Linked DNA regions of Homo sapiens: all the other regions are linked to region 3. A link is an interaction called in ENCODE POLR2A ChIA-PET data of the cell type or tissue named here. Cell type or tissue: GM12878. All regions are shown on one strand.

Region 1 (8,000 bases), 490 kb before region 3:
CCACCCCATGCCCTCCAGCTAGAGGAGGACAGAGCACCTTCTTCCAGTTTCCTTGAAGGCACCCTGTGGGCCAACAGCTGTCTGGACTGTACAGACAGTGAGATGGAGAAGGAGCACTGCCCAGGAGCCAGGGGGGCCAGGCCCTAACTCCAACTCTCCCACAGCCCTCCAGATTGCAATGGTCCCAACCCAGCTCTGATGCTGAGCCCGCTCTCAGAGTCCACAGCAGCTCTGGCAGCACCCACAGTGGGCTAGGCCTGGGCTACAGTGAAGAAGGCGCCTTGGGATGCTTCTGCAGGTTAGGGCAACCAGACTAACCAACGTTCTTCAAACAAAAGACTGCTACAGAGTCACTTGCATTTTGGTTTGGGGCCAGAGCTTCTTCCACTGCCTTTTCCTTTCAGGCAGTGCCCTTCTGTGAGCTTGATCATTTGTGAGAACCTTGTTGAGTGAGTCAGCCAGTCCCCTTGCTCAATACCTGGATGTGACACCATCTGTTCCATATCTCTCTTCTTACAGATATTAAATGATGTTAATCATCAATACCAATCAACAGGGTTAAGGACACACTACCCCTAGTGCCTGGGCAGTTTGTTTTTTTTTTTTTTGGCTTTGTTTTTGTTTTTGTTTTTTTGTTTTTTTGAGATGGAGTCTTGCTCTGTTGCTTCAGCTGGAGTGCAATAGCACGATCTCGGCTCACTGCAACCTCCACCTCCCAGGTTCAAGTGATTCTCCCACCTCAGCCTCCCGAGTATCTGGGATTACAGGCACCTGTCATCATGCCCAGCTAATTTTTGTATCTTTGTAGAGACGGGGTTTCACCATGTTGGCCAGGCTGGTCTTGAACTCCTGAGCTCAGGTGATCCGCCCACCTCAGCCTCCCAAAGTGCTGGGATTACAGGGGTGAGCCACTGCATAAGGCCGAATATTTTAAGCTGAAGGAATCTGAGCAACAGCGGGTACAAGCAAGAAGGACTCTCTGACCTTCCCCTGAAGCAGGTCATAACCCCTCATTTGAAAGGCGCCCTCCCTCCACCAGCGGGAAAGGAAGATGCATCTTCTTACCTCTGAAGACAAAGAGAAATCTGAAGGGTCAAGCTTTCCTGGTTTTGCCCAGTTTGCTACTCTGATTGACCTCATTCTCTTTTGTCCTGTCACCTTTTCCCACAACTCTCCACTCTTCATTAAACCTGGTACAAAACGCAGGTTTAACTGTCTTCAGGTCTTCATTTCTCTATGAAGCCTCTTGTGTTATGTAAAACTTTTTTTTTTGAGACAAGGTCTCACTCTGTCACCCAGGCTGGAATGCAGTAGCTTGATCTTGGCTCACTGCAGCCTCGACCTTGCAGGTTCAAGCAATCCTCCCATGCTACCACGCCTGGCTAATTTTTGTATTTTTTTGTAGAGGCAAAGGTCTCTCCATGTTGTCCAGGCTGGTCTCGAACTCCTGGGCTCAAGTGATCCTCCCAAAGTGCTGGGATCACAGGCATGAGTCACCGTGCTCAACCAAAACTTATATTAAATAAGTTTGCATGCTTTTCTCTTGTTAAGCTGTCTTTTGTTATGGGTCCCTGCTGAGAACCTAGAAGGTTAAAAGGAAAGATGCTTCTCCCTCCCCTATTCAGTCCACTTCCTGAGCACTGCCATGGGCCAGGCGCTGTGCTAGGTGCTCTACACACATGCTCATTTAGCCCCGACACCATGCTGTGGGGAGCTACTGTTGCTCCCCCAACTTTGCAAAGTTAAGAAGCAGAAGCCCTGGCCGGGTGCGGTGGCTCATGCCTGTAATCCCAGCACTTTGGGAGGCCGAGGTGGGCCATCACCTGAGGTCAGGAGTTCTAGACCAGCCTGACCAATATGGTGAAACCCTGTCTCTACTAAAAATACAAAATCAGCTGGGCGTGGTGGTGCACGCCTGTAATCCCAGCTACCCGGGAGGCTGAGGCAGGAGAATCCCTTGAACCCAGGAGGTGGAGGTTGCGGTGAGCTGAGATAGCGCCATTGCACTCCAGCCTGGGCAACAAGAGTGAAACTCCGTCTCAAAAAAAAAGAAGAAAGAAATAAAAGAAACAGAAGCCCCAAATACCACAGTGCATAACTGAGCAGGGTTTGAATTCAGATCAGACTGACTCCAAATCCAGGCCCTGCTAACACCACTTTCTTTTTAAATGAGGAAAATGAAGCATGGAGTGGCCATGCCACTCGCCTGGTCACCCAGCAAGTCAGCAAAAAGATGGCTTTCAGTTCCTTCTGAAAAGCCCTCCATTCTACAAACAACCCCCTTCCAACCCGCACCCACCATGCCTGGGGATACTCTGCATTTTGTCAGTTTGCTGTGGGTCAATGGACCCATTGCCCAACCCTCCATCATTGTCTAGGGCTCCTGTGAGCCGTGCCAGGGGCAGGCGCCAGGAAGGAGGATCCTGCAGGAGGAAGCACTGAGCGCAGCCTGCATGGAGTCAGACCCGGAGGACCTCACCCCAGGGCAGCTGCTCTGGGAGGAAGCCTGGGGGGAAACAGAACAGGTTATGGACACCCCATCCTGTCCCCCTCAGCCCCATTCCGGGCCATTCCACATTGCATGGGTGGGACTTTCTCTCCAGCCTCCACTTTGCTGGGCAACTTAGTTAGCATCTCTGTGCTACCCAGTCAGGGCAGCCCACCCATACGGCAGTCAACCAGCGCCTGCCTTCACCTAGGGAAGATGCCTTTTTCCCTAAACCACAAGTCAACAAGTCAGAAACAGGGCTTCTTTCCATTCTCTATCTTTATGGTGGATTCCTCCCAGAGCTGGCATTTACTCCTACTCATTAAAAATGCAAAGAACCAAGTACAGCAACAGAGAAGTCTTACGTTATGACTTCCTGTGGGTTACAGGCCAGAGGAGGGAACAATCAGCTCCTTTGTTGTGCAAGCTGCTGTTTGTCACTGACAATGGCATTCTTAAGGAATTATGATATTAAGGATTTAATAACCATTTGGTATAAGCAGTAAAACATTTCAATTATGGCGTTTCTGGAAAGTACTGTCCTCATCTGTTGCAGGAATTTACAAGGTGTCTTTTAATTAAGTCGGTTCTAAATGAGACACCTTCTCAGTGTGGTAATTTTTTGAATGAAACTGCCCTGAAGTACTAATTAGTTTGTTTTTAATGCTTGATTTACTCTGCCAGCATGGTGGCTAGGGCGGGGCTGCCCTGCTGGAACTGGATGAATCTCCAGCAGGCAGGAACAAGGTGCAGCGGCTCAGGGCTCTCCTGGCTGGAGAAATGGAGGTAGTTCATTTCACCCTGGCAAGCTTCTAGACTCTCCCTGTTGAGAACTGACCATAGTCTGTCTTTCTTTTCTTTTCTCTTTTATTTTCCTTTCTTTCTTCCTTCCTTCCTTTTTTTTTTTTTTTTTCTTTTGATGGAGTCTCGCTCTGTTGCCCAGGCTGGAGTGCAGTGGTGCCATCTTATGTCACTGCAACCTCTGCCTCCCAGGTTCAAGCAATTCTCCCCCTCAGCCTCCGGAGTAGCTGTAATTACAGGCGCCCATCGTCATGCCTAGCTAATTTTTTTGTATTTTTGTACAGACAGGATTTCACCATGTTGGCCAAGCTGGTCTTGAACTCCTGACCTCAGGTGATCCGCCCACCTTGGCCTCCCAATGTGCTGAGATTACAGGTGTGAGCCACCTCGCCCAACTGGACCACAGTCTTTCAGCCAAACTGGGAAGTGCCTCAGTTACTGGCCCTCCTCCTGATTAACCTGACGAACCACTTACCACAGGAAGCGGCGACTGAGCTGCCTGGGAATGTGGTTACTGCCCCATTGCTAGAGGTGGCGAGCAGAGGGCATTTGGGCATCAGGTAGGCAAGTGGGCTAGGTGACCTCAGAGGTCCGTCCCCACCCAGTGTAACTCTGGTCGTTCCTTTATTGTTCAGTCATATGTCGATCACCAGACATTGATTGAGTCCCCTCTCTGTGCACATAAACGGAAAGCAAAGAAGGCAGGATGGCTGCCCTGGTGGTGCCCACAGCTCAGCTGCATGGGGTGGGGATGCTGGATAGACAGAGTGGGAAGCAGCCACAAAGGAGACAGGCTGGCAGCTCTGGGAGATGGGGCAGGTGGCCCCCAGGAAGCCACAGGGGTGGGGTGTAGGGTGGATATGGGATGTCTGTTTCTTAGGAATGGCAGTTGGACCCCGCTGTGGTGGCTATGGGGTGATTTGATCTGAGGAAGGGGGGCATGGGAAGAGTTTTCAGCCTTGGAGGAGATTTCCCCGTGTCTCAGGCGTGCACAAATACATGTACATGCATTCTGGTCCTCGTGACATGTGAGGACAAGTGCTTATTTTGTTTGTTTGTTTGTTTGTTTGTTTTGAGATGGAGTCTCGCTCTGTCACCCAGGCTGGAGTGCAGTGGCGCGATCTCGGCTCACTGCAAGCTCCGCCACCCGGGTTCTTGTCATTCTCCTGCCTCAGTCTCCCAAGTAGCTGGGACCATAGGCGCCCGCCACCACGCCCCGCTAATGTTTTTTTTTTTTTTTTTTTTTTTTTTTTTTTAGTAGAGACAGGGTTTCACCGTGGTCTTGATCTCCTGACCTCAGGTGATCCGCCCGCCATGGCTTCCCAAAGTGCTGGGATTACAGGCGTGAGCCACCGCGCCCGGCTGCTTATTTTGTTTTTAATTGTCTTTTTTTCTTTAAAAGTAAATACATGCCTGTAAACTATATAGATTAAAAAGTGAAAGTCTCCCATTATCTCAATTGTTATCAGCCCCTTCCAGAGACAAGCACCATTAACATCCTTCCAGACCTTTCCTATGGGCGTGCAAGCACACATGCATTCACACACAGAGAGAACTTGCTTACCTAAATAGATCATATTAAATCCAGAGATTGGCCAGGCGCGGTGGCTCACGCCTGTAATCCCAGCACTTTGGGAGGCTGAGGCAGGTGAATCACCTGAGGTCAAGAGTTTGAGACCAGCCTGGCCAATATGGTGAAACCCCATCTCTACTAAAAAGATACAAAAAGTAGCTGGACGTGGTGGCATGCACCTGTAATCCCAGCTACTCGGGAGGCTGAGGCAGGTGAATTGCTTGAACCGGGGAGGCAGAGGTTGCAGTGAGCCGATATAGCACCATTGCACTCCAGCCTAGGCGACAACAGTGAAACTCCGTCTCAAAAAAAAAAAAAAAAAAAAAAAGATCTAGGGGTCTGTGATTTATTTTTACCTTACAAGATATGATTTTTGCATAAATCAGTACATAAAGATGTGCAGCTATGTGTAGCCTAGTGTGTACATCACTGTATTGATGAACATTAAGGCTGTTGCCTTTTTTACTTTTTTACAATTGCCAACAAAGCTGCACTGAATTTTTTTTTTTTTTTTTTTTTTTGAGACAGGGTTTATCTCTGTTGCCCAGGTTGGAGTACAGTGGTGCGATCATGGCTCACTGCAGCCTTCACCTCCTGGGCTCAAGTGATCCTCTAGCCTCGGCCTCCCGAAGTGCTGGGATTACAGGCATGAGCCACTGCACCAGCCCCAGTGAACATTCTTGAACATAACTTTTTGTGTTTTGTGTTATTCTTGGGATTGCAAAATGTTTTTGTATTATTGTGTAAGTTTTTCTTTTTCTTTTTTGAGACGGAGTTTCGCTCTTTTTGCCCAGGCTGGAGTGCAATGGCACGATCTTGGCTCACCGCAACCTCCGCCTCCCAGGTTCAAGCAATTCTCCTGCCTTAGCCTCCCGAGTAGCTGAGATTACAGGCATGCACCACCACGCCCGGCTAATTTTGTATTTTTAGTAGAGATGGGTTTCTCCATGTTGAGGCTGGTCTCGAACTCCTGAACTCAGGTGATCCGCTCCCCCCTCTCCACCAGCCTCCCAAAGTTCTGGGATTACAGGCGTGAGCCACCACGCCCGGCCCAAGATTTTCTATATGAAGTGTTCTCAGAAGTTTACTGCTGAGTCTAAAGTATATGTGTCTTTTGGCTGGGCACAGTGGCTCACACCTATAATTCCAGCACTTTAGGAGGCCGACGCAGGTGGATCACCTGACATCAGGAGTTCGAGACCAGCCTGACCAACATGGTAAAACCCTGTCTCTACTAAAAATATAAAATTAGCCAAGTGAAGGCTGGGCACGGTGGCTCATGCCTGTAATCCCAGCACTCTGAGAGGCCAAGATGGGCATACCACTTGAGGTCAGGAGTTGGAGACCAGCCTGGCCAATATGGTGAAACCCCATCTCTACTAAAAATACAAAAATTAGCTGGCTGTGGTGGCACACGCCTCTAATCTCAGCTACTTGGGAGGCTGAGCCCGGAGAATTGCTAGAACCTGGGAGGCGGAGGTTGCAGTGAGCCAAGATCACACCACTGCACTCCAGCCTGGGCGACAGAGTGAGGCTCCGTCTCAAAAAAAAAAAATTTATATCTATATCTATATCTATATCTATATCTATATCTATATCTATATAAGCCAAGTGTGGTGGCTCATGCCTGTAATCTCAGCTACTTGGGAGGCTGAGGCACAACAATTGCTTGAACCTGGGAGGCGGAGGTTACAGTGAGCAGAGATTGCACTATTGCACTCCAGCCTGGGAAACAAGAGCGAAACTCCATCTGAAAAAAAAAAAAAAGGATATGTGTCTTTTGAATTTTAACAGGTACTGCCAAATGGCCCTTCAGAACAGTCTTGACCCCCTTGCCCCTGCCACATTGCAGTACCCATTTCCCTACATTCGCTTCAACACTGGATATTTTTAGTCCTTTAAATTTTTTGCCAGTCTGATGGGCAGACAAAAATAAAAGGTACTTCTCACTGTTTTTTGTTTTGTTTTGTTTTGTTTTAGACCAAGTTCTTGCTCTGTCACCCAGGCTGGAGTGCAGTGGCATGATCTTGGCTCAATGCAATCTCCACCTCCTGGGCTCAAGCAATCCTCCCACCTCAGCCTCCCAAGTAGCTGGAATTACAGGCACCCGCCACATGCCCAGCTAATTTTTGTATTTTTAGTAGAGATGGGGCTTCACCATGTTGACCAGGCTGGTCCAGACCTTAAATAATCTGCCTGCTTCAGCCACCCAAAGTGTTGAGATTACAAGTGTGAGCCACCACGCCCAGTTGCTTCTCACTATTTTGACTTCTGTCCTTGTTTTGTAAGCTGATGATGATAAAAAGGCTGAGTGAGTGGCCAGCGGACCCAGGTCAGCAGCCGGGCTGTCCCTGGCCAGCCAGGGACTCTGACTTTTGTTTTTTGTTTTTTTTTTGAGACGGAGTCTCACTCTGTCGCCCAGGCTGGAGTGAAGTGGTGCAATCTCGGCTCACTGGAAGCTCCGCCTCCTGAGTTCACGCCATTCTTCTGCCTCAGCCTCCCAAGTAGCTGGGACTACAGGCACCCGCCACCACACCCGGCTAATTTTTTTTGTATTTTTAGTAGAGAAGGGGTTTCACCGTGTTAACCAGGACGGTCTCAATCTCCTGACCTCATGATCCACCTGCCTTGGCCTCCCAAAGTGCTGGGATTACAGACGTGAGCCACCGCACCCGGCCCAAGGACTCTGACTCTTAAGGCCACCTGAGAGACCTTAGGCAGACCATGCATTGCACCAGCCTTGATCATGCAAACTGCATTCTAATCAGGGCCAGATAGGGAACAGAGCAAAGATGGAGCCTATCATTCCCAGGGACTGAGGGGACCTGAGCAAGCAGGGCCTTCCTGAGGCAGAGGGTGTCTGAACCTGACACAGCAACGTGACCGGCACTCCAAGGCCTCTCCACAAGCCTCTCTGCAGGGAACTGCAGCCCCAGCAGACAGTCCCTGGCCCCACCTTGCCCTCTCCCCAGGAGCTGAGCCCAACTCCACCCAGCCATCAAGGGTGGGCTTTACAATAACCGCCTCCTCATGCCCGCGTGCCAATGCAGAGGCTATGCACCCTGCATGCCAGCAGAACAGGCAAGCCAGAGTGATTCAGCACTGCCTAGATTGTGGCTTGCCAACCCATGGTCGGCA
Region 2 (8,000 bases), 330 kb after region 3:
TTTTTCATGTTATGGGAAATTTTAATCTTTATTAGATTAACATTGTGTTTCTGAATATCTTAAGTCTTCCATTTCACCTGCCTATTTATATCCTGTGTAGCAGTTAGTCCTTACAGTAATTATAGTTGTAACAAAGAGACCCCAAAATTGCTGGATGTGGTGGTGCATGCCTGTAGTCCTAGCTACTTGGGAAGCTGAGGTGGGAGGACTCCTTGAGTCCAGGAGTTTGAGGCTTCAATGAGCTGGGATCATACCACTGCACTCCAGCCTGGACAACAGAGCAAGACCCCTTCCTTTTTTTTTTTTTTTTTTTTTTTTTTTTCTGAGACAGAGTCTCACTCTGTCACCCAGGCTGGAGTGCAGTGGCGCAATCTCGGCTCACTGCAACCTCCGCCTCCCGGGTTCAAGTGATTCTCCTGCCTCAGCCTCCCGAGTACCTGGGACTACAGGCACCTGCCACCACACCCAGCTAATTTTTGTATTTTTAGTAGAGATGGGGTTTTGCTATGTTAGCCAGGCTGGTCTCAAACTCCTGACCTCAAGTGATCCACCTGCTTCAGCCTCCCTAAGTGCTGAGATTACAGGCGTGAGCCACCGCGCCCAGCTGACCCCTTCTCTTAATTAAAAAAATGCTGTGGCTCTGATAAAATTAGCATATTTCTCATATAACTGTCCTATGCTTTCCATGCAGAATTTCAAGGACCTAAGCTCACAGTGATGTTGCCAATTTCAAAACATGGCTTCTGGCCGGGCGCTTCAGCCTGGGCAACAGAACGAGACTCTGTCTCAAAAAAACAAACAAACAAACAAACAAACAAAAACATGGCTTCTAAGATTAGTTGCCTTCATTTTACCCAGTCTGATGAGAGGAGTTATGGAAGTCCAAGCCCTATTAGGCAAATAAGGTGAAGCTACGTATAGCTGCAAGAGGTGTTGGGAAGCATAGTCCCTATTTGAACAACCAGGTCCAGTTATTAATGTGGAGGGAGAGAATGGATTTTAATGGCAATCTCTACCACATATCTGTAGGTAAAGGTTTGTAGGTGGAGACTGGGGTGGAATGAAGAAGCACACATACCTACAGATTACATGAAACCAAATTGAGGTTTTTGAAACTAAATTGTTACTAGTTACCTTTAAAAAATTGTTAATTCACCAAAGATTTGAATATCGTATTTGAGCCAAGCACTATTCTGGGTACACTAGATTACTTCCTGGTTTATAGTCTAGTGAAAGGTCTGGACAAGTGAAGAGTTTATACAATATGAAAGGCCAGGTGCTTGTGGCTCACACCTGTAATTCCATCACTTTGGGAGGCCAAGGCAGGCAGACTGCTTGATCCCAAGAGTTCGAGACCAGCCTGGGTGACATGGCAAAACCCTATCTCAACAAAAATCAGCCAGGCCTGGTGGCTTGTGCCTGTAGTCTCAGCTACTCAAGAGGCTGAGATGGGAGGATTCCCTGACCCTGGGAGGTTGAGGCTGCAGTGAGCCCAGCTGTGATTGCACCAGTGCACTCCAGCCGGGGTAACAGAATAAGATTCTGTCTCAAAAAACATATATATGATGACTACTACTATTTCTGGAGTAAATGGGGGTGGGTGAGAGTGGGGGTTCCAACAATAACCAAAAAGAAATAACATTTAAGCTAAGAGTAGAGATTGGTATGTGGAAAGAAGAGACTGTTAAAGAAAGGAAACACACGCAAAAGCCTGGAAAGCATGAATGACCTTTCAGCAAGTAAATGTGTATGGTAGGTGGTGGCAATGAACACGCGCTGGGAAGGGGAGATGAAACAGACTAGATCATAGAAGAGCCCTGAAAATCAGTCTAAAGAGTTTCTGATTTCTTCTGAGGACAAATGACGAGCCATTGGAAAAATTTAAATAAGGTCATGACTTGCTCTTATTTATAGCTTAGGTTGGCTCGGAGGAGCAGAGGTCAGAGTCAGGCACAGTAGTAAAGTCTCATTTGGATGAGCTACTCAGATTAGGTTTGGGAAAGTGAGGAAGAAAGAAGTGGACAAATTGTGAACTGAGATATATAGAAGTAATAAAACTTGGTGCCAGGAATAAACAAAAGAGGAGTCTAAGATGACGCCCAGTTTCTGACTTGAGTGGCAACATAGTATTAACTAGTCTATGGAGCAGTGTGTGTGCCTGCATGCATGTGCACAGAAGGTGAGGGGAGGTGGTTAGGAGTGTATCCAAGCCAAATATGACAGGTTAAGATGACCCCTGCCTATATAAAGACATGATATTTTTTCTAGTTTAGCCCAAAATCTACCCTTTATAGGTGAAAGTGGACATTATTTTTATATCTGATGGAGGGTATGGGGCAAAAAGGAACTACTCTTATACATAGAGATACTGATATATTTTAAGTAGAAACCCATTTTAATTAGTAATTTATTTATTTATTTATTTTTATTTTTTTTGAGTCGGAGTCTGGCTCTGTCGTCCAGGCTGGAGTGCAGTGGCGCCATCTCGGCTTGCTGTAAGCTCCGCCTCGCGGGTTCACGCCATTCTCTTGCCTCAGCCTCCCAAGTAGCTAGGACCACAGGCACTGGCCAACACGCCTGGCTAATTTTTTGTATTTTTAGTAGAGACGGGGTTTCACCGTGTTAGCCAGGATGGTCTCGATCTCCTGACCCTGTGATCCGCCGCCTCGGCCTCCCAAAGTGCTGGGATTACAGGCGTGAGCCACCGTGCCCGGCCTAATTAGTAATAATTTTCTATGTTTTCAGTTGACTTAACAATTCAACAAACCTTAATAGTTTCTGAGCATCTGCTCTACAATGTGGCAGCTCCCATATCAAACAAGACGTAAGTCAGTATCCTCAAGGAACTCGTATTACAAAACAAATGCCAGTCGGGCGCGGTGGCTCACGCCTGTAATCCCAGCATTATGGGAGGCCAAGGCGGGCGGATCACGAGGTCAGAAGATCGAGACCATCCTGGCTAACACGGTGAAACACCGTCTCTACTAAAAAATACAAAAAATTAGCCGGGCATGGTGGTGGGCGCCTGTAGTCCCAGCTACTCAGGGGGGCTGAGGCAGGAGAATGGCGTGAACCCAGGAGGCACAGCTTGCAGCGAGTGGAGATCGCACCACTGCACTCCAGCCTGGGTGACAGAGCGAGACTCCATCTCAAAAAAAAAAAAAAAAAAAGGAAGAAAGAGGAAACAAACGTCTTAAGATGTGTAAAACTTAAACCATGTAATGTCAATTTTTATTCACTCTGATATTTTAAACATGTTTTATCTCATAAATTAGCTAATGATTTTAGTGCATAGCAAGTGAAACTACAGTCCATCCGCCTATTCCTAAGCCTTAGGTGAATTTTTAGACGATTTCACCGAAAAAGCTGGTTATTGTGTTTATTCTCTTTAAGCTCAGAAGTATCAGATTAAAAAATCATTCATAAATAGGCCGGGCGCGGTGGCTCATGCCTGTAATCCCAGCACTTTGGGAGGCTGAGGCGGGCGGATCACAAGGTCAAGAGATTGAGACCATTCTGGCCAACATGGTGAAACCCCGTCTCTACTAAAAATACAAAAATTAGCTGGGCGTGGTGGTGCTTGCCTGTAGTCCCAGCTACTCAGGAGGCTGAGGCAGGAGAATTGCTTGAACCTGGGAGGCAGAGGTTGCAGTGAGCCGAGATCGTGCCACTGCACTCCAGCCTGGCGAAAGAGTGAGACTCTCTCTCAAAAAAAAAAAAAAAAGTCATTTATAAATGATGATGATGGTGGCTTTTATTTTCGTTTTTATTTTTTTGAGACTGGGTCTCACTTTGTCACCTAGGCTGGAGTGCTGTGGTGCGATCTCGGCTCACTGCAACCTCTACCTCCTGAGCTCAAGCAATCTATCCACCTCAACCTCCTGAGTAGCTGGGACTACAGGCACACAACACCACACCTGGCTATTTTTTGTATATTTTGGAGAGACAGGGGTTTCGCCTCATTGCCCAGGATGGTCTCGAACTCCTGGACTCAAGTGATCTGCCTGGGTCCCCCAAAGTACTGGGATTACAGGCATGAACCACCTTGACCAGCTGATAGTGGCTTTTAAATAATGTTGGGAGCTACTTAAATGGCTGGTGTGCTTCCTCTGTCACATAATAAAAACAAATAACTGTTGGGCGCAGTGGCTCACGCCTGTAATCCCAGCGCTTTGGGAAGCCGAGGTGGGAGGATCACTTGAGGTCAGGAATTCAACACCAGCCTGGCCAACATGGTGAAACCCCGTCTCTACTAAAAATACAAAAAAATTAGCCAGGCATTTTGGCATGTGTCTGTAATCCCAGCTACTCAAGAGGCTGAGGCAGGAGAATTGTTTAAACCCAGGAGGTGGAGGTTGCAGTGAGCCGAGATTGCGCCACTGCACTCCAGCCTGGGCAACAGAGCAAGACTCCATCTCAAAAATAAAAAATAAAAATAAAAACAACTGCAAAGTACTATTACATCCTCATTATGCCAGGTGCAGAATGAATGATGACTGAAGCAGATTATGATTTTTTCAGAGTAACTCACTGTAGGGCTGTCAGAAAAATGCCAAAAAGAGGGCTTTTTTTTTAAGTTGTGTTAAAAAAATTTGTTTTGGAAACTTCAAACATATACAAAAAGCAAAAATAGAGTATAATGACCTTCTATGTGTCCATCACCAAGCTTTAGCAATTAAAAAGTTAAGACCTTTCATGAGTATACCTGCTTTTGAAATAAAAGCCAGAAAAAAATTAAAAAAAAATTCAAAACCTATCTATTTGCATGTATAGCCCCACCCACTCCCTGTCCCCCTCAGTTATTTTGAAGCAAATTCTCCAAGTCATATTTTATCCTAAAATATTTTAGTACATATATCTAAAAATAAAGCCTTATTTTTTTTTTTTTTGAGTTGGAGTCTCACTCTGTTACCCAGGCTGGAGTGCAGTGGCATGATCTCAGCTCACTGCAACCTCTGTCTCCTGGGTCCAAGCAATTCTCCTGCCTCAGCCTCCCGAGTAGCTGGGATTACAGGTGCCAGTCACCACCCCTGGCTAATTTTTGTATTTTATTAGAGACAGGGTTTCACCATGTTGGCCAGGCTGGTCTCGAACTCCTGACCTCGTGATCTGCCTGCCTCAGCCTCCCAAAGTGTTGGGATTACAGGCGTGAGCCACTGCACCTGGCCTAAAGACTTTTTTCAAAGCATAAGCACAGTACCACTATTACAATTTAAAAAATCAACAATGTTTATAAGTATCAAGCATCTAGTGTTAAAATTGTCCTAACTGTTCCAGCATTTTAAAAATGTTTTTTAGTTGTTATTTATTTTTATTTTTATTTATTTATTTATTTTTTGAGAGGGAATCTCGCTCTGTTGCCCGGGCTGGCGTGCAGTGGCAGATCTCCACTTACTGCAACTTCCGCCTCCCGGGTTCAAGTGATTCTCCTGCCTCAGCCTCCCGAGTAGCTGGGACTACAGGGGTGAGCCACCACGCCCAGCTAATTTTTGTATTTTTAGTAGAGGCGGGGGTTTCACCATGTTCGCCAGGATGGTTTCGAACTCTTGACCTCATGATCCGCCCACCTCGGCCTCCCAAAGTGCTGGGATTACAGGTGTGAGCCACGGCGCCCGGCTATTTCTTTTTATTGAAGTATAATTTACATATCATAAATTTTACCCATTGTTAATTTTGTGTGTGTGTGTGTGTCTATCCAATTAATCTAGCACAATTTGGTGGAAAGACTATCCTTTCCATTTTTTTTTTTTTTTTTGAGACGGAGTCTGGCACTGTCACCTGGGCTGGTGTGCAGTGGTGCGATCTCGGCTTGCTGCAACCTCTGCTTCCCAGGTTCATGCCATTCTTCTGCCTCAGGCTCCCAAATAGCTAGGATTACAGGCGCCCGCCACCACACCCGGCTAATTTTTTGTATTTTTAGTAGAGATGGGGTTTCACTGTGTTAGCCAGGCTGGTCTCAAACTCCTGACCTCGTGATCTGCCTGCCTCGGCCTCCCAAAGTGATGGGATTACAGGTGTGAGCCACTGCACTGGCTATCCTTTCCATCTGGAATTGCTTTGTCATGTTTACTGAAGATCAGTTGACTGTAGATGTGTAGGTGTATATCTGGGCTAACTTGTCTAATTTGGTGATCTGTCTGCTAATACCTATGCCGATACCACAGTCTTGATTACTGTAGTTTAATTAAAGTTTTGAAATCAGGTAATGTAAGTCTTCCTACTTTTTCAAAATCATTTTGGTTGTTTCATATAGATTTTAGGATCAGTTTGTCAATTTCTACAAATCTCTAGGATTTTTTTAGGAGTTGTATCTATAGATCAATTTGGACAGAATTGCCATCATAACAATATTGTCTTTCAATCCAGAACATAGTATGTCTCTCCACTGATTTTCATCTGTCTTGATTTCTTTCAGCCGTGTTTTTTATGTTTTAGTGTATAAAACTTGAACTTCTTTTGTTGAATTGAGTCTTAGATATTTTATTATTTTTGATGCTACTGTGAATAGAAGTTTTTTTTGATTTTTGGTAGCATATATAAATATAGTCTGTTTTCTGCATAGTGACCTTCTATCTGGCAACCTTCCAAAACTCACTTATTATCTCTGGTAGTTTTTGTTGTTGTTTTTGTTAATTTTTAAATTATTAAAAAAATTTTTTGGCCGGGTGCAGTGACTCATGCCTGTAATCCTAGCAGTTTGGGAGGCCAAGGCGGGTGGATCACCTGAGGTCGGGAGTTTGAGACCAGCCTGACCAATATGGAGAAACCCTGTCTCTACTAAAAATACAAAATTAGGCAGGCGTGCTGGCGCATGCCTGTAGTCCCAGCTACTCGGGAGGCTGAGGCAGGAGAATAGCTTGCACCCGGGAGGCAGAGGTTGCGGTGAGCCGAGGTTGCGCCATTGCACTCTAGCCTGGGCAACAAGAGTGAAACTCTGTCTCGAGGAAAAAGAAAAGAGAAAAAAAAATTGCCAGTACATAGTAGGTGTATATATTTATGGAATAAATGAGTTTCTTTTTGTTTTTGTTTTTTGAGACAGAGTCTTGCTCTGTTGCCGAGGCTGGTGTGCAGTGGCAGGATCTCGGCTTATTGCAACTTCCACCCAACCGGGATTCTTTTTTTTTTTTTTAAGAATCGGAGTCTCACTCTGTTGCCCAGCCTAGAGTGCAGTGGCCTGATCTTGGCTCACTACAACCTCTGCCTCCCGGGTTTAAGCAATTCTCCTGCTTCAGCCTCCCGTGTAGCAGGGACTACAGGCACATGCCGCCATGCCTGGCTAATTTCTATTGTATTTTAGTAGAGACGGGGTTTCATCGTGTTGCCCAGGCTGGTCTCGTGAGCTCAGGCAATTCACCAGCCTCAGCATCCCAAAGTGCTAGGATTGCAGGACTGAGTCACCGCACCCGGCCACCCCCCGGGTTTTAAGTGATTCTCCTGCCTCATCCTTCTGGGTAGCAGGGATTACAAGCATGGGCCACCATGCCCGGCTAATTATTGTATTTTTTAGTAGAGATGGGGTTTCACCATGTTGGTCAGGCTGGTCTCGAACTCCTGGCCTCAAGTGATCTGCTCACCTTGGCCTCCTAAACTGCTGGGATTACAGGGTTGAGCCACCGCGCCTGGCCCAGAGATGTTTGGATACAGGCATGCAATGTGAAATAAGCATATCAGGGAGATTGGAGTATCCATCCGCTCGAGAATTTATCCTTGATTTACAAGTAATCCAATTACATTCTCTTTTTTTTTTTTTTTTTTGAGATGGAATTTCGCTCTTGTTGCCCAGGCTGGAGTGCAATGGCGTGATCTCGGCTCACCACAACCTCCGCCTTTCGGTTTCAAGCGATTCTCCTGCCTCAGCCTCCTGAGTAGCTGGGATTACAGGCATGCAGCCACTATGCCCAGCTAATTTTGTATTTTTAGTAGAGACGGGGTTTTTCCATGTTGGTCAGGCTGGTCTTGAATTCCTGACCTCAGGTGATCAGTACGCCTCGGCCTCCCAA
Region 3 (8,000 bases):
GCTGGCCCCGACAGAACGAAAAGAAGCCCTCCGAGGTGGGTAGTGATGAGCTTCCCAGAGATCTGTGGGGAGTGAGAGTGAGCTGCCCTGCGGAGACTGGGGCAGAGCATTCCTGGCAGAGGGCACGGGCAGTGCAGAGGGAGGCCAGCGTGGCCGAGTGGAATGAAGGGGAGTAGGGGCCAGTTTCCCTCAGCCTTCCAGGTTGTTGTGAAGATGTTCCTATTGAACTGAGCAAGGGGAGAAGCCTTTCAAGGATCTCAGACAGGGTAATGACACAGCCTGATGTTTTAGTGAAAGTTCCCCCTGGCCGCTGTGAGAGAAGGGAGAGTTGCAGTCATCCAGCAGGGAAATAGTGGTGGCTTAGAGCTGGGTGGTAGCAGTGGAATGAGAAGCAGCAGGGTTTGTGACATTTTGGAGGCCGAGCCAAGAGTGATAAGGATTTGCTGGTGCAGGGATAAGGGGTGGAGTCCTCAGAGCCATCCAATTAGTCATAGGTTCCTTATACCCATTTCACAGGCATCTGCATTTGAAGCCTTCCTTACTTTGACCTGGGATGTTTCTTACAGCAGGTAGAGGTTTATGGCCTCTGGAACTGAGAAGCGCACTGGGGGTGGGTAGACTCCTGGACACCTGGACCCTCCTTCTGGGGTCCCTGAAAACTCCCACCCTAGGGCCTTATTGCTCCTTCTTGTAGGTCTTCAGTGCTAATGCCACAAGGTATTCATTGCACTGACCACAGAAGAAGCCTTTGGCACAGATGGGGCTGCAGAAGCTTGGAGAGATGGAGAGATGGAGGGTCTTAATCCTGGCTCTTTTTTTTTTTTTGGAGACTGAGGTTCTCTCTGTTCCCCAGGCTGGAGTGCAGTGGCATGATCTCGGCTCACTTCAACCTCTGCCTCCTGGGTTCAAATGCCTCTCCTGCCTCAGCTTCCCGAGTAGCTGGGATTACAGGTGCACACAGCACACCCAGCTAATTTTTGTATTTTTATTTTTATTTTATTTATTTATTTATTTATTTATTTATTTATTTTGAGATGGAGTCTTGCTTTGTTGCCCAGGCTGGAGTGCAGTGGCGTGATCTCGGCTCACTGCAAGCTCCGCCTCTTGGGTTCACGCCATTCTCCTGCCTCAGCCTCCCGAGTGGCTGGGACTACAGGCGCCCGCCACCACACCCGGCTAATTTTTTGTATTTTTTTAGTAGAGACGGGGTTTCACCGTGTTAGCCAGGATGGTCTCGACCTCCTGACCTTGTGATCCGCCCGCCTTGGCCTCCCAAAGTGCTGGGATTACAGGCATGAGCCACCGCGCCCGGCCTAATTTTTGTATTTTTAGTAGAGATGGGGTTTCACCATGTTGGCCAGGCTGGTCTTGAACTCCTGACCTCAGGTGATCCACCTGCCTCGGCCTCCCAAAGTGTTGGGATTACAGGCGTGAGCCACCGCGCCCGGCCAATCCTGGCTCTTAAGTAGGACACTGTACTACAGCCAAGAAGTAGCCAGGCACTGGGGCTGGACACTCCTTTTTAATCATTAAAACTAGCCCAGAATTTCTCAGTCCTGTTGAAAATAAGGAAAGTGAGGATCGCAAGGTCATTTAGCCAAGACCTTAAATCCTTGGGGCTCACAATGCCAAGGGCAGAAAGGCCCAGAGTTTGGTGGCGGGGCCCTCGTCATGGGTTGGAGAGGATGTCTTTGCTCCATGCTGGCCCCTCCTCTATGCTACCTCACCACAGATGCAGTCCTGGCTCCACTGTCTTTAGCCAGCCCTTGGAGGGGGGCTTCTGCAGAGGCTTGCATCTGAAAAAGGACTCCGCCTTGCCTCCTCCAGGAGCTGCCCTCCTCTAGGACTCTCCCCTGGGGAGGTGGGGCTGGGATTCTTTGAGACCTGATGCCCCATCCCCCAAGCCTGACTTCCATGGCCCCATGGTGGGTAGGGTATAGACAGTGTTTTCTCTGGGAATGCTGTTAAGAGAGGGGAATGCAGTGCTGGAGGTGAGGTGGAGGTGGGGGTGGGACAGTGTTGAAGCTCTCACTGCCCTCCTGGGGTAGCCCTGCTTGGTAGGGGGATGGGATGTGCTTAAGCGCAGCCAAGGAAGCAAAAGGCAGGTGGGGCCTTGGGGAGCCCTGCTGGCTCTTGGTTGTTTGGGACCTTCCCCACCCTCGGTCTTTTTTTTTTCCTTTTTACTTTTGAGACAAGGTCTCCCTCTGTCACTCAGGATGGAGTGCAGTGGTGCAATCATGGCTCACTGCAGCCTCAAACTTTCAGGCTCAAGTGATCCTCCCATCTCAGCTTCCCGAGTAGCTAGAACTACAGGTGCACACCACTATGCCTGGCTAATTTTTTTTTTTGTCTTTTTTTTTTTTTCAGTAGAGACAAGGTCTCACTGTGTTGCTCAGGCTTGTCTCAAACTCCTGAGCTCAGGCGATCCTCCCACCTTGGCCTCCCAAAGTGTCAGGATTACAGGCATGAGCTACTGCGCCTAGCCTCACCCCAGTCTTGAGAACTACAGGGACTCCCCAGTTGCTGTGGTTGAAGTAGTAAAACAGTAGCTACCTTTATGTGCCTTCCTGGTCCTGGAAGGCAAGAATTGTCGTGCCCATTTCAGACATGAAGAACCTGTCTTTCGAGAATCCCACCTATCTCCTGTTTGTTGTAGCTGTTCAAGTTGAAGTGGGATGGGGAGTTTTGGGGAGTTCCTAGGGTTGGCTTATCTCCTTGACTCCAGGGGGAACTTAAGCCAGTCTCCTGCCCTTGCTCTGCTTCCTCCAATCTCCAGTGGGAGGATGGGCCACCTCCCAGGCGCAAGGCTGCCATCTGCACCAAGGATCAGGCCTGCCTGGGAGGAAACAGGTGTCAGCGGAGGCTGAGAAGAAAGAGCAATTTGCATGGGGCAGAAAATTCCCCTGCCTCTTGGGTTTTCCAGCCCAGAGCCTTTGTACCTTTCCACACCTAAAAATAGTCAAACCCATTGTACAAGTATCGATGCCCAACCCTGCTGGGGACTAGCTCCACGTGGCCCTGGGTCCAAGCCCAGGAGCCTCCGCAGGCTCTGAGGTCTGCCTGGGAGACACCTCCCCACCTCAAGTCCTGGGCTCTAGAAGGGCCAATGAAGTCCTCCCCGCCCAGAACCCTTGAACTGTTGCCCAGCACAAGCTTTTCCTCCCACAGTAGGCTGGAGAGCAGCCTGAGAGGTTTTCCTAGTCCTCTAAGTGACAAGGTTGAGCCGTGGCCGGCATAAATTCCAACTTATCTTGGGGCAGAGAGGAAACCATCAATGAACGCTTCCAAGTTATTTGGCTCATGAGAGGGCAGAGATGAAAGCGAGGATTTGGCGGCAGAGAATGTTTGCACTAAATCTCACGGACTGCTCTCTTCTCTTTCTGTGAATGGCTTGGGCGGGGCCTTTATGGTCTGCTGAGCCTGGGCCTTGGATACCCTGGTGAAAGGGGTTCTGGGAGCCCCATCTACTCAATCCCCTGGAGTATGAAGCCTATGGGGTGGCTGTCAGGCTGGTCATGTGGTTTGCTTAGTGTGGCAGGAGTCCCCAGTGGGAACACTTACGGAGTGATGTGTGTGCTGTGGAAAGCCCCTCCTTGGTGGCTGCAGAGCCATGGAACTCGTGGTTCACTTGTCTCCTCATCTCTAAATGTGGGCAATGATGGGGTGGGGGACACAGTGAATCCAACAGCTATGAAAGGGCTGGGGTTGGGTTTGGGTGGGATAGGCAGGGATGCCCTTTGATGACCTCTCAGGGGCTGCCCTTTCCCAGTGCACCCTAAGGGCGCAAGCCAAGGGGCACTCTACAGCAAGTGAGGTGCCTCAGGGCTGAAGAAAGCACTTGACCAGGAGTCAGGACCCTGGACAGGGCTAAGGCCTGGAGGCCCAGCTTCCCATCTGGCCCTTGCCCAATGGCTGGCCCTTCCCTCAGCCAGAGTGAAGGGGGAGTGAGTGCGGGCCTCCGAGCTGAGAGCTGAAGGCATGGGCCCTGGGATTCTTGGGAGGCTGGGCTAGGATTTTTGGTGGAAGTGCGCAAAGCCTGAAGTCTGCCCTGGGAGCTCCTTAAGGCAGTAGAAGGAAAAGGTGGAGCTGCCCCTGAGAACTCAGCCTGCTGTCTTCTGCTGCCTATGGCATCCCAACAGAGCTATCTATCTTTTGGCCCTGAAGTCCTGAGCCTGGCCTAGGGAGCTAGTATAATAATTTACACAATGAGTTTCTGGCCTTGCCTGGCTCACTAAATGGTGTAGCCATTGTTAGTGCTTAACCCTTTGTGGAACACATCTCTGAGAATCTAATGGAATTTACAGAGCAGAGATTATTGTTTTAATACCACCCCACCCCAGGTATTCTGACTTACATGGTCTGGAGTAGCACCCTAGGTACCTATACCTTTTTTTTTTTTTTTTTTTTTTTGAGATGGAGTTTTGCTTTTGTTGCCCAGGCTGTAGTGCAATGGTACGATCTCAGCTCACTGCAACCTCTGCCTCCTGGGTTCAAGTGATTCTCCTGCCTCAGCCTCTAGAGTAGCTGGGATTACAGGCATGTGCCACCACGTCCAGCTAATTTTTGTATTTTTAGTAGAGACAGGGTTTCTCCACGTTGGTCAGGGTGGTCTCGAACTCCCAACCTCAGGTGATCCGCCTGCCTCGGCCCCCCAGAGTGCTGGGATTACAAGCGTGAGCCACCATGCCTGGCCTTTTTTTTTGAGATGGAGTCTCACTTGGTTCCCCAGGCTGGAGTGCAGTGGTGTGATCTCAGCTCATTGCAACCTCCACCTCCTGGGTTGAAGAGATTCTCTTGCCTCAGCCTCCCGAATAGCTGGGACTACCGGCACTTGCCACCATGCCGGGCTAATTTTTGTATTTTTAGTAGAGACGGGGTTTAGCCATGTTGGCCAGGCTGGTCTCAAACTCCTGACCTCAAGTGATCTGCCTGCCTCAGGAAGTGCTGGGATTACAGGCATGAGCCACCGCACCTGGCCAGTACCTGTACTCTTTTTTTTTTTTTGAGACGGAGTCTCACCCTGTCGCCCAGGTTGGAGTGGAGTGGTGTGATCTCGGCTCACTGCAACCTCCATCTCCTGGGTTTAGGCAATTCCCCTGCCTCAGCCTCCCAAGTAGCTAGGATTACAGGTGCACGCCACCATGCCTGGCTGATTTTTGTATTTTTAGTAGAGACAGGGTTTCACCATGTTGGTCAGGCTTGTCTTGACCTGCCCTCGTGATCCGCCCACCTCGGCCTCCCAAAGTGCTGGGATTACAGGCGTGAGCCACTGTGCCCCCTAGTACCTGTACTTTTTTAACAAGACCTGCTATTGGGATCCAGGGTTAAGAACAACTGCCATAGGCCCGGTGCGGTGGCTCATGCCTGTAATCCCAGCACTTTGGGAGGCCAAGGCAGGCAGATCACTCTAGGTCAGGAGTTCAAGACCAGCCTGGCCAACATGGTGAAACCCTGTCTCTACTAAAAAAAATTTTAAAAATTAGCTGGTCATGGTGATGCACACCTGTAATCCCAGCTACTCAGGAGGTTGAGGCAGGAGGATCACTTGAGCCCAGGAGGCGGAGGTTGCAGTGAGCCGAGATTGCACCACTGCACTCCAGCCTGAGCTACAAAGCAAGACTCTGTCTCAAAAACAAAAAAAAGCAAAAAAAGCAAAAAGACAACTGCCATAGACTTTTCCCTTCCCTTTGCCTAAAACAGGAGTTCCTGGCTTGGTTGTTCCCTGGAAGCTTCTTTGAGTATTTTTGAGGGGGTGGGGAGTGGAAGCTGTGGCTAGGTTGAAGGAGAGGGAGGGAGGCTCTCCAGCCTGGTTCAAAGATCTAAGCAACGTCAGGGAGTGTGGGTGGGGGCAGTCCACCACTCCATGTCCTTCCCACAGGGGCTGGGGAATTAACAAATTTTTGCCCCACCCCGGACTTGCCGGAGGTGTGAAGGACAGTTCTGGGAGAGACCTGGAGGCCAGCCGCATGTTTTGGAGGGCTACTGTTTGAGGTAGTGTCCTCCTCTGGCCTGGGCAGAGACACAGGCGGAAGGGCAGGCCAAGCGGTGGGGGTTTCCCCAAGCAGGCTGTCTTGAGGTAGAAAGCTGCATTTTCAGGAAGTCAGAGTCCCCAGAAGTCAGCCAGTGGGCAGAGGCCTGGGTCTCTGGACCGGGAGCTGCTGATGCTGATCAAAATCAGCAAGTGCTTAAGAGTACCTAGTGGGCCTAGCTCAGTGCTGGGGACAGAAAGCACAGGCCCTGTCCCTGGGGAGCTTGTCCTTTGTCAGCAGGATGCAGGTGCTACACAGGAAGGTGTCTGTTATGGGAGGTGCAGCCTGGCTTTGCCAAAACACCCAGGCTTTGCCCGAGGACATCTGTGACCCCAGGCGAGTGAGCCTCAGAGCCCTTATCATAGAGTTCTGCCCTGGGTCCTCCCAGGGAGTTGATGATCTGTAGATGTGACTCCTTCCCGAGACTCATGGAGCCCTGGGGGGTGAAGGGAACCCCAGAGGTGAGTGGGGCAGGAGGTGGGGAGTGTCGGGTAAAGCAGGCCACCCTGAGCTGGAAGCCTGGATGGTGGGAGTGGGGATTCAGCTGTCAGCTCCTCTATAGGCTGTGGTGACAAATTAGTACATCCCTAGTTGCATGTACCACTGAGGCCCTTCACCAATGTGTAGCACTTAGTCCCTGGGGAAGGGGCCTGAGAGAAGCCTCTGCTGCCAGCAAGAGGGTGTCCCCCAGACCCAGTGTCCTTGAAAGTCCCTCTATATGGAGTGCCACCCCCCACTCCCCCAAAAAACACAGCGAGTGGAGATGCAGCTTCTTAGCTCAACCCATGCTTTTAAAAATGGAATCCTCCTTCTACCCTGGGTGAAGGGTAAAGACAGGGGTGGCCAGATTGTGTTGGGGCTCCAAACCACAGGATAAATAAGATGCCTTCTGAGGAGCAGAGGTGTTATCCAGATGTTTGAAATGCCATTTTATAGTAGAACAATGAAGGCGTATGGTACAGTAAAATGCAAAATGCCCATAATTTGATAGATAAAACAGGAGAATCCAAAAAAAGGTTTTGTGCTTGCCCTTGTGGTTTTGAGCCAAGTTTCCAGCCCACCAGCAGTTCCTTTGCTACCCTGTGAGGCAGGCGGGTTGGGGCGAGCCCTTCCGCTAGGCTAAGTGCCTGCTTTCTGAGACTCACACTGCCTTTCTCTGGGGTGGGGGGCAGGATCCACTTCTATAGTTGGAAACGTTGCTGCTCCGCCAGCTGGAAGGGCCTCCTGGCCTCTGGGACTTGTCTTGCAAAAGAAATGTGTGTAATAAATTCTCTTTAAGAGCAGGAAGTGCTGTTATCCTCATGAAAATAAAAGAAAGAGACGTTGAGTGGGGTTTTTTTTTTTTTAAGTGTCTTACGAACTTAGCCTAGTGGTAGCTTGCAACACAACTGGGCAGGGGGTAGCTATTCTCATAGCCCTTCTTTCGTGTTTTATACTGAATTTTAACTGCATAAGTTTGCTCTTGGCTGGGAAACTCTTTATCAGGTTCCGGCCCAGAAAAGATTTTTTAAAAGAAGAGCCCTCTGTGTCTTGCAAGCAGTATTGCTGTGGTTAAAGGACAGTGGGGACCTCACACAAGTGGTTTCACCTTTCTGAATCTCAGTCTCCACATCTGTAAAATGGGGGTAATATGAATTAGGAGCCACGATATATGTAAAACTTTAACATAATACCTGACATGCCTTAACAGGGCAATTACCTTTCTCTGTTAGCTGTCATTTCTAATGAGATGAGGTGCTCAGAAAACAATTGTGATGAGGTTGGCTCTTTAAGTACAGACCTTCAAACTTTCCTTGAGGGGTGAGGAAGAAGGCACCACTTCCAGCTCTACGTTGGGACTTTTGGTGTAGACAGATGTCCAGGAGAGATTGTCCTGGCCAAAGCCATTTTAATTGGCTTTGGGACAGTGACCAAGACCAGTTTCTCAGTTTCACCTGGAAGAATCCTGCCAGCCTCCTGCCTCTTCTCTCC

The links. Peaks named below come from ENCODE experiments on the same cell type or tissue, not always from the same donor. Only the 100,000 strongest peaks of a DNase experiment are listed, where the experiment ranks them.
Region 1: POLR2A ChIA-PET joins it to region 3 with 6 read pairs; 3 of 35 experiments call an interaction of 5 or more read pairs at or near these places.
Region 2: POLR2A ChIA-PET joins it to region 3 with 6 read pairs; 3 of 35 experiments call an interaction of 5 or more read pairs at or near these places.

Annotation. Positions count from the first base shown.
Region 1 is chr5:134,051,075-134,059,074 of GRCh38, forward strand. It overlaps a transcript of VDAC1 not described here. Among named protein-coding and RNA genes, the nearest start is that of VDAC1, 50 kb to the left of the region's middle. RefSeq lists enhancers at 740-1,315, 7,407-8,000. In GM12878, no CTCF peak of the experiment used is centred here; no DNase peak of the experiment used is centred here.
Region 2 is chr5:134,863,534-134,871,533 of GRCh38, forward strand. No RefSeq gene overlaps it. Among named protein-coding and RNA genes, the nearest start is that of TXNDC15, 6.8 kb to the right of the region's middle. In GM12878, no CTCF peak of the experiment used is centred here; no DNase peak of the experiment used is centred here.
Region 3 is chr5:134,538,049-134,546,048 of GRCh38, forward strand. It overlaps JADE2 (jade family PHD finger 2), which reads left to right. Exons shown (of 12, transcript NM_001388185.1): 3 at 1-35. Among named protein-coding and RNA genes, the nearest start is that of JADE2, 16 kb to the left of the region's middle. RefSeq lists enhancers at 1-68, 762-1,693, 1,694-2,624, 2,625-3,556, 2,735-2,974 and 6 more. In GM12878, no CTCF peak of the experiment used is centred here; DNase peaks (open chromatin) are centred at 2,880 and 3,509; H3K4me3 peaks cover 3,549 bases; H3K27ac peaks cover 5,821 bases.